2 separate regions of the Mus musculus genome follow, and region 2 is linked to region 1. Evidence: chromatin loops called from intact Hi-C (ENCODE). Cell type or tissue: heart. All regions are shown on one strand. Region 1 has its middle 11 kb from the start of 2810029C07Rik. Region 2 overlaps Mark3 (MAP/microtubule affinity regulating kinase 3).

Region 1 (5,000 bases):
TGTGTAACGCCTTATGTTCCCGGTGCCCACAGAGACCAGAAGAGGGCATCAGATCTGGAGTAACAGAGGGTCAAGAGGTACCATGTGGGTGCTGGGATCAAGCCCAAGTCCTCTGCAAGAGCACCAAGTGCCCTTAACCACAGAGCCATCTCGCCAGAGCCCATTGCGGTTTTCTGAGACACTGCACTGTATACCCTGGCTGTCTGGAACTTAAAGGTATCCACCCTCCTGGTTCTGGCCTCTCAAGTGCTGGAATTAAAATGCTAGCCAGCACACGCAGCTTCAGCTGTGGGGTTTTTTGTTTTTTGTTGTTTTTTTTTCTTTGTTTGTTTGTTTTGTTTTATTTTTATGACCAGGCGAAGGCAACTCAGCAGAGAAGAATGTGGCACTGAGACAACCCAGACTCATCAAAAGAACGAGGTTGAGCCAGACCGTGGTGGTGCTCACCTTTGTCCCAGTGCTCAGGACATAGCAGTAGCAGGTGGGTCTCTGAGTTTAAAGTTAAACAGAGAGAGTTCCAGGACAGCTAGGGCTACACAGAGAAACACTGTCTCAGGGTGGGGGGGTGGGGGTGGGGGTAAGAATTACAAAAAGCTCTAAGAGAAGGGGAAGGAGATTAAAAGGTGATGTGAAGCCAGCCACATTGTTGCATCTAGCAGTACTGGATGCTTTCCTATCTGAAGACCATGTGGCCAGGTCTTCAGTTTAGGTAAAAATGAGCAGTGCCTTGGGATTCTATACCAGGCTAGTAGTAATTATAGAAAGAAAGGAGAAGGGGGCTGGTGAGTTGGCTCAGTGGGTAAGAGTACCCGACTGCTCTTCCGAAGGTCCAGAGTTCAAATCCCAGCAACCACATGGTGGCTCACAACCATCTGTAATGAGATCTGACACCCCCTTCTGGCGTGTCTGAAGACAGCTACAGTGTACTTACATATAATAAATAAATAAATCTTGAAAATGAAATAAAGAAAAAAAAAGAAAGAAAGGAGGAAAGACAATTAAACAGTAAGAAAAAGGATTTAATTTTTTTCTGTGTGTGACCACAAGCGTGCATTTGTCCCCAGTGCATGTGGAGGTCAGAGGACAACCTGGGACCTGAATTCTCACATTCCACCGTCCTTGAAATAAGGTGAGACAGCTCTCTGGCCCTTGAGCTCCTGACTCTCCTGTCTCTGCTTCCCATCTGACCACAGAAGTGCTTGAATTATAGACCTGCCAATCACTGGCATTCTGACTTGGGTCTTCATGCCTGTGTGGCCAGTGCTTTCCCAAATGAGTTATCTCCCCAGATCGAGAGAAAGCTTCCCAAATCTGGAAGACACACCCAGTGTCCCCAACACAATGAGTGTAATTTCAACACCATACCAAGGACAAAAACTGAGTCTTCTGCTTCTGGCAGTGGTGGTTTTCTCGGCATCTGAGGCTTACTTTGGGGTAATTGGGCCCTAGGTAGCACGTAGTCTTAAATGAGTAGCTTATGGTCTCTACTGTCAGGGAACTTGCTCCCTGAATGTAGACCAGGCTGGCCTTGACTTGAGAGATCCACCTGCCTCTGCCACCACAGTGCTGGGATTAAAGGTGCAGGCCACCATCTCTGGGCTTTCAAACGAGATTCTAAGCGATGCCATTGTAGTCACAGGAAAGGAAAGATGAGATTTTCTATTTTCTTTTCCTGGGAGACATAAAGAAAGAGCAAGTGGGACGTGGTGGCACACGCCTTTAATCCCAGCACTTGGGAGGCAGAGGCAGGCAGATTTCTGAGTTCAAGGCCAGCCTGGTCTACAAAGTGAGTTCCAGAACAGCTAGGGCTATACAGAGAAACCCTGTCTGGAAAAACCAAAAAAAAAGAAAAAGAAAAGAAAAGAAAAAAAAAGAAAAAGAAAGAAAAGAAAAGAAAAGAAAAGAAAAGAAAAGAAAAGAAAAGAAAAGAAAAGAAAAGAAAAGAAAAGAAAAGAAAAGAAAAAGAAAAAGCAACTCACTGCAGAGGGCACCTACAGGAGCAAACAAGAACTTTTTTTAAAAAAGATTTTATTTATTTATTATATATATATATATGACGAGTACACTGTAGCTGTCTTCAGAGACACCAGAAGAAGACATCAGATCCCATAACAGATGGCTGTGAGCCACCGTGTGGTTGCTGGGAATTGAACTCAGGACCTCTGGAAGAGCAATCAATGCTCTTAACTGCTGAGCCATCTCTCCAGCCCCACAAAGGAGAACTTTACTCAAGACCAGCCAGGTAAATCAGTTAGCATATCAGGGTTACTTAGAGAGGCATTGATGACCCAGGCAGCTACACCACCCCATCCCACCCCAGACAACTGTCACCTCTTATATAGTTGCTATCGGAATCCTGGGGAGGCGCTAATGAGCCTCCAGGGTGTCGTGGCCCTCTCATAAAAGACTGTTAGTAGTCCTGACTTACAAGGGAGGCTTGCAGATTGTCATAGCTGCTCTGCTTCAAGGCAGTAAAGTCATGGCCAACCCAGAGGACACAACTGCACTACAGACATGCTTTGAATTTAGACAATCTGCTGGTACAAGATCTGCCAACTTACTGGGTTATGAAGCACCCAGGAGATTAATAAATATATCACAGCTCTGAGTATGTTCTTTCCAGGGAGGGTTAGCAGAGGAAGGAAGTCTGGCCCTGAAAGGCTCGGTCTGAGGAAAAGGAAAAGTCCTAAGCCAGACCTCTCTTTTCCCACCTCCTCTGCCTCTCCCCTCCCCCTTTCCTCCCCACCCTGTCGGGCTAAGACCTCTGCAACTGGGGGTCAAAACAACCCTTTCCTTCATTGGTTTTCTCTGAGTATTGTGTCGCAGTGAGGAAGAGCACTCAGTCCACAGGCACTGTGAAGACACAATGTATACACTCCCAAATAGAAGAACAAACTGAAAATGTGATCAGTGCACAGACAACTCCCTCTTAACCTCCAACAAAGGCAAGTGTGTGAGGGGCTGGAGAGAGCGCTGCGGGGTTAAGAGCACTGGCTGCCTTTGTAGAAAACCAGGACTCAGATCCCAGCACCCACATGTGGACACCAGACAGTCACGTGGTACACAGATATACAGGCAAAACACTCACATATATAAAAATAAATTAAAAAAAAATTTTAACAGAAGTATGCCAGGCATGATGGTGCAGCCTTTAATAGCACTCAAGAGGCAGAGGCGTTTGGATCTCTGTGTATTCAGGGTGAGTCTAATCTACAAAGGGAGTTCCAGGCAGCTGGGCTGGCCCTGCATGAGGGCTACATAGTGAGAACCTGTCTCAAAGAAGAATGTGTGAGCATGTGTGTGTGTGTGCATGTGCTTGTGTGGTTTGTGTGTGTTTGTGTGTGTGTTGGGGGATAGGGAACAGAAATTCAGAAACAATAAAAATAGATGGGTGTGATGTTTAATTAATTGTCAACCTGATTGCACCTGGAATCAGCTGAGAGCTCAGCCTGGGGCAGGCTTGTTAGAGTATCCTCAAAAGGATTCACTGAGGGGGAAAGATGCCCCGGCCTCAGAGCAAACAGCATCTTCCATGTGTAAAGAGGTCCAATCACAAACAGTGCCTGAATAAGGCATTTTTAAGCCAGAATGGGGCTCCAGCCTTTTTTTTTTTTTTAATATATATGAGCACATTTTAGCTGACATCAGATACATTAGAAGAGGACATCTTTGTTGCATTACTGATGGTTGTCAGCCACCACGTGGTTGCTGGGAATTGAAGAGCAGTCAATGCTATTAACTACTGAGACATCTCTCCAGCCCCAAGGGACTCCAGCCTTTAATCCCAGGATTTGAGAAGAAGAGTGAGTTTGAGGCCAGCTTCATCTACATAGTGAGTTCTAGGACAACCAGAAGTACATAGAGAGATCCTGTAGATAGATAGATGGATGGATGGATGGGTGGATGGATGGGTAGATAGAAGTAAATAAATAAAAGTTTTGGGGGGCTGGAGAGATGGTTCAGCAGTTAAGAGCACTGACTGCTCTTCCAGAGGTCCTGAGTTCAATTCCCAGCAACCACATGGTCGCTCACAGCCATCTGTTAAGGGATCTGATGCCCTCTTCTGGTGTGTCTGAAGACAGCTACAGTGTATCCATATAAATGAAATAAAGTCTTTTAAAAATAAAATAAAAAATAAAAGTTCTTGTAGGGCACCCAGAAACAGTGACCACCAGTTCAGCACAGTATTGCACACACACAGCAGTATTGCACACACACAGTATTACACACACACAGTATTGCACACATACAGTATTGCACACATACAGTATTGCACACACACAGCAGTATTCCACACACACAGCAGTATTCCACACACACAGCAGTATTCCACACACACAGCAGTATTGCACACACACAGTATTGCACACATACAATATTCCACACACACAGCAGTATTCCACACACACAGTATTCCACACACACAGCAGTATTACACACACACAGCAGTATTACACACACACAGCAGTATTACACACACAGCAGTATTCCACACACACAGCAGTATTCCACACACACAGCAGTATTACACACACAGCAGTATTCCACACACACAATATTGCACACACACAGTATTGCACACACACAGTATGCCACACACTCAGTATTACACACACATAGTATTGCGCACATACAGTATTGCACACACACAGTATTCCACAACACAGCAGTATTCCACAACACAGCAGTATTGCACATACACAGTATTGCACACACACAGTATTGCACACACACAGTATTCCACAACACAGCAGTATTGCACACACACAGTATTGCACACACAGAGTATTGCACACACACAGTATTGCACACACACAGTATTCCACACACACAGTATTCCACAACACAGCAGTATTGCACACACACAGTATTCCACACACACAGTATTGCACACACACAGTATTCTGTTTCTCCTGTGCAGTTGGACAATGGGGGCGATCGTGACTAACACTGCTATAATATTAACGGACAAGCTGCTACTTGGAGGCAACTTCTTTCAC
Region 2 (5,000 bases), 53 kb before region 1:
AAGCCTTTAATCCCAGCACTTGGGAGGCAAAAGCAGGTGAATCTCTGAGTTCAAGGCTAGCCTGGTCTACAGAATGAATTCTAGGATACCCAGGGCTACACCTAGAAACCTTGCCTCTCAAAAACCAAAAAACTAGAAGATGATCAGAAGTTCAAGGTCATCATGATAGACAGATTCAGATCGTAAATTTTATGTGATCCATATTTACCACAATGGAAAAAAAAAAAGGAGAGCTGCTGTATGTAATCAACTAGGAATGCTAACAGCGAAGCCAGAGGAACAACTCTGGAGGGTAACATGCTGGTCATGCACACCTAATCATCTGAGTTTAAGGCCATGATGGAAGCAAAGAACCAAGCCTTGCACACTGTCCTCTGATCGCTATACGTGTGCTGTTACATGCACCTACACATATACATATTAAGTAGAGGTAATAAAAACAGGAATGCTAACAATCAACCACTACAACCCACAGGACGGACAAGGCAAGGTTTTGGCTCGGACCCCAGTTTACTGTGTTGAGTGTTAACTGATACCTTAGAGAGTATCCATACAGGCACTGTGGCTGCAGAGAAAAAAGGGAAAGCTCGTCCACATAATCTCTCACTCTGTAAGCAATGTAAATGTGCTTACCTCCACTTGCATATTCCATGATTAAGTAGAGAGTTTTTTCCGTTTCAATGACTTCGAACAACTTCACTGGGGGAGGGGAGAAGGCAGACAACAAAAAAGAACAAATGTCTGTATGTACAAAACATGCACAGATAAGCTCCAAAACCCCCAACCTTTTCCTGTTAAAGGTTTTTAGAGAGCTGGCCTTTATAAGTGTTTTTAGGAGTTAAAGAAGAATTCTGTATTACAGAATTTCGTAAAAGAAAACCAAGAAGCCATAAACATCAAGCTTCTCTCTGGGTGTTGAGAATGAGCCCGTCCACGGCTGCTTCCTCACTGCTCTGGCCCTGCTCCTGTCTGCGAGCTGTCAGTGTGACGGAGCCTGCCTTCTAGCATCTCGCCTGCCCTGCAGTCTCTCCTCCACTGCCCTCCAGCGCTCTGCCCACCCGAGACTTCTGGGACTTGGAACAGTGAGACTTATTCACTGCAGCTCTCAGAGAACTAGGTTCCTGTGTTAATAATGAGAGTAAAACTACAAATAACTAAAGGGGAAATGTGCCACTTAAATTTTTTGTAGTAATGCTAGTGGTATCCCCAGACTTTTTAATATTGATTTTGAGATATGCTCTAAATTTTAAGGTTGGCCTGGAATGCACTCTGTAGCCTAGACAGGCTGTGGACTTAGGATTTTCCTGCTTCCGCTTCTCTAGAGGTAAGAGTGGGCCTAGGCCAGCAAAAATAACTTTTTTTTCTTTCCTCTAAAGCTGAGATGGGAGTCCAGAGTTCCAGGGTCTTAGGCTTGCTAGAGAAATACTCTATCACCAAGATAAATTCCTACCCTTTAAAACTTAAAAAAAAAAAAAAAAAAAAACCCAGAGGCTATACTGGCCTACATAGTGATTTATTTCCAGGACAGCCAGAGCTACATATTGAAGCCTTGTTTTAAAAACCAAAACAAAATAAAACAAAACAAAAAACCCAAACAAACAAACAAAAAACCCCAAAACCCAAACAAAACAATGATTTTCAGGGGGAGGGAGCTGTTACTAAAATTTTACTATGATTGCTCCTTTGTTTAGATTTCAATAGAACTTTCTATTTCTACTAATTCTTAAAGCTACAACGCATCAATTAAAAATAAACATTTTAAAAGGAATATAAGGTAAATCTCAAGCTATTAAGTCACTATTATATAGGTCTACTTGGTTTTCTTATTTTCTTTAAACTTTTCTCAAAAAAACGAAATGATTTCTTTGATGTTTTATGGTGACTTATTAAGATACCAGATAGACCAGAGAAAATACCTGACCAAGTGGCTGAAAGGGCAAAGGAGCTGATCAGAATCTCAACCCATTACTCAGCTTCTGGGTTCAAACTACTAAGAAAACTAACCTGAGAAGGGGAAAGCAGTACTGGTAAATCAGCAATGTAAGGATGCATTCTTTTAGTGTGTGGAAGCATATAGTAGCTCTTTTGAGGAAATGCTTTAACTCAATATGGCATTAACCCCTTTAATCCCAGCACTCTGGAGACAGAGGCAGCCAGGGATAGAGAAACCCTGTGGCCAAAAAAAAAACAAAAAACAAAAAAAAAAAACAATAACAAAAACAAGAAGAAACAAACAAACAAAAGAACAAAAAAACAAAAAAAAAAAACCAACCACCCCAGAAGTGGAGACCTGCGCTCTATCACGTTCACTTTGCACTTGTGCTTTGATTCCAGGGACAGTACTGATCAAATATTTTTTTTTTAAAGATTTATTTATTTATTATATGTAAGTACACTGCAGCTGTCTTCAGACACTCCAGAAGAGGGAGTCAGATCTTGTTACGGATGGTTGTGAGCCACCATGTGGTTGCTGGGACTTGAACTCTGGACCTTCGGAAGAGCAGTCGGGTGCTCCTACCCACTGAGCCATCTCACCAGCCCTGATCAAATATTTAGTGATGAAATTCTGACCAGTAGGGATAAAATTGATTTTTCTCCAAACATATTTACCAATTCTAATATATATAATTTTTCATGACTACCCTTCAGAACGACAGCTTAGTAACAGTTTTTGCACAGTAATGCATAAAACAACACTGCTAAACATGGTATTACCCATCTCATTTACTCTTGAAATAATATTTGTAAAATAAAGGAGCTGGGAGGTGCTGAGTCTTAAGAGAAGAAGGTGGATCTCTATGAGTTCAAGGCCAGCCTGGTCTACAGAGCAAGTTTCAGGACAGCCAGGGCTACACAGAGAAACCAAAAGAATAAAGGAGCCATTATTTTGTAAAAATACAATTACACTATTCAAAAGGACCTACTATGACTTATAGAATCAAATGTTCTCACTGGTGTAGAACTTGTGTGCTCCATCTTGGCCTACAATGAGGAGGGCAGGATGAGGTCTCTTCCTCCTCTCTAAATGCTTGTCAGAGTTACGTGCATGGGACACACAGATAGTTCCTATACAATTACGTTATATAGCATGGATCCCATAGTTTATAAACTACTGTTTAAATATTACCAACTAATGACATGTAAATTAATCAGCCTGATTGTAGATATTTTTATGGCACTAGAACTTAAGTCAAATGCTTATTAATACCTGAATTTCAAAGAGCTAGTACAAACTACCTTGTATATATATTTTATTAAAAAACCAAAACAAAACAAGGCCATGGGGAAAAGGGAAGGAACTTCCTATCACTTCAGAAATGCATGATTTAGCTTTATAATGTATTTTCACTCCTTTTTTTTTTTTTTTTGGCTTTTGGGACAAGGCTTCTCTGTGTAGCCCTGGCTGTCCTGGAACTCACTCTGTAGACCAGGCTGGCTTCGAACTCAGAAATCCGCCTGCCTCTGCCTCCCAAGAGCTGGGATTAAAGGTGTGTCCCACCACTGCCCGGCTTGTAATGTATTTTCAATACTGCATATTTAATCCCCAAAGTATTTAAGAAAACAGAAAGTACCTATGTTTGGGTGATTTAAAATCTTCATTATTCTTACTTCTCTGAAGAGCTAAAAAAGCAAAAGACAAACCCTTATGTTATTAAATGTTATACTCTGCTTACAGTACAAATAAGCTTTCTCTAAGATAACTATTTCATTGTTTATATTTTTTATTCTATTTCTAAGAATAAAATAACACAGAAATGCAGAATAACCCTAAAGTATGTTTATATCCTATTACCAAATGCTTCCAGTAATGCTAACAGCAACAGTCCTGAGAGGAGCAAGCACCACACTCTGAATTTGCTTTGCTGTCTTTAAAAACAAGGTTAGATTTAGATTAGAATAGCTTGTGGTTAAACTTCATTGTCCACAAGTCTGAGGTCCAATAAAAACCTGTGCAGACCCAGTGAACTATCTTAGGATGACACGGGATTTCTTGATTCCACGTGATTCTCCCTTAAGATTCTGAATGGTAGAGGCTGGGAAGTCCTAAGTGGAGAGGACGGGTGGCAGCACAGTGGGGGCCATCTGCAGTGCAGGCGCTCCTGAGCCACACAGCTACACTTGGCTATATTACCAATGTGAAACTAAGTCAAGATGAGCCGAAGCTGGAGAAAATGTTTGGCCATCAGGGTCCATTGTCTTAGAGCAGCATAAAGTTTGCCCCTGCCTCTTTCAGGATTATTAGTACAAAGAAAGAGACCTTCTCTCCCAGAGTCAAGCTCCTGCCAATCTAATAACACACAGCTACACCAGTGAACCAGCCTTTGCACATATGGCTGAAGCAGAACAGGCAGATAAGATATACACAGAAGTAATAGTGTGGCAAGACACATGCTGAGGACTTGGAGAGGGGAAGAAGAGTATCACTGTAGATTGGGTTAACAACAGGAGCCAAAAGCTACAAAGATGTAGAGTTCATTTTGGTCAACCTCTTCCAAAGCTGTACTTCCTTTCTATGGGAAAGGCCTGGATCAACAGACTGCATCTGCTGAAAGGAACTGGTGAGAAGGCCCAGGGTTCCCACTTTGCCTGCTCTGTTCACTGTGTCTCATCTAAATTTAAATGAACAGCTGTAGGTAGATGGTTATAGGCAGACCTCAGTATATAATCTGAGCTCATATCTTAAGTATAAGGATTGATATAGACTCCTATCTTAAACACTTTATAATGTTTAATTATGGGGGAGTGCAAGTGGGCATAAGTGCCTATGGAAGCCAGAGAAAGGAAACACCAGCTTTGCTTGCATGTGCTTATGTGCACTACATGTGTTCCTGATGGTTGTAAGCTGCCATGTGAGGTCCAGGAACCAAACCCAGGTCTCTAAAAGCAACAGGTGTTCTTTACCACTAACCCAGCCCTAGCATTGATTAATCCTGACTCAGAACTAGAATGCTTTTACTTCCAACATAAATACCTCCTGTTGGTTCTATAATTTGTGTTCT

Evidence for each region. Hi-C counts contacts between places; a loop is a spot of excess contacts. Peaks named below come from ENCODE experiments on the same cell type or tissue, not always from the same donor. Only the 100,000 strongest peaks of a DNase experiment are listed, where the experiment ranks them.
Region 2: it touches region 1 in a loop (4-fold over the local background); 3 of 42 quality-filtered maps call a loop at or near these places.

Annotation. Positions count from the first base shown.
Region 1 is chr12:111,560,667-111,565,666 of GRCm38, reverse strand. No RefSeq gene overlaps it. Among named protein-coding and RNA genes, the nearest start is that of 2810029C07Rik, 11 kb to the left of the region's middle. In heart, a CTCF peak has its summit at 2,359; no DNase peak of the experiment used is centred here; H3K27ac peaks cover 642 bases.
Region 2 is chr12:111,614,017-111,619,016 of GRCm38, reverse strand. Mark3 (MAP/microtubule affinity regulating kinase 3) reads right to left here. Exons shown (of 18, transcript NM_001370744.1): 4 at 3,573-3,621; 5 at 634-699. Among named protein-coding and RNA genes, the nearest start is that of Mark3, 42 kb to the right of the region's middle. In heart, no CTCF peak of the experiment used is centred here; no DNase peak of the experiment used is centred here.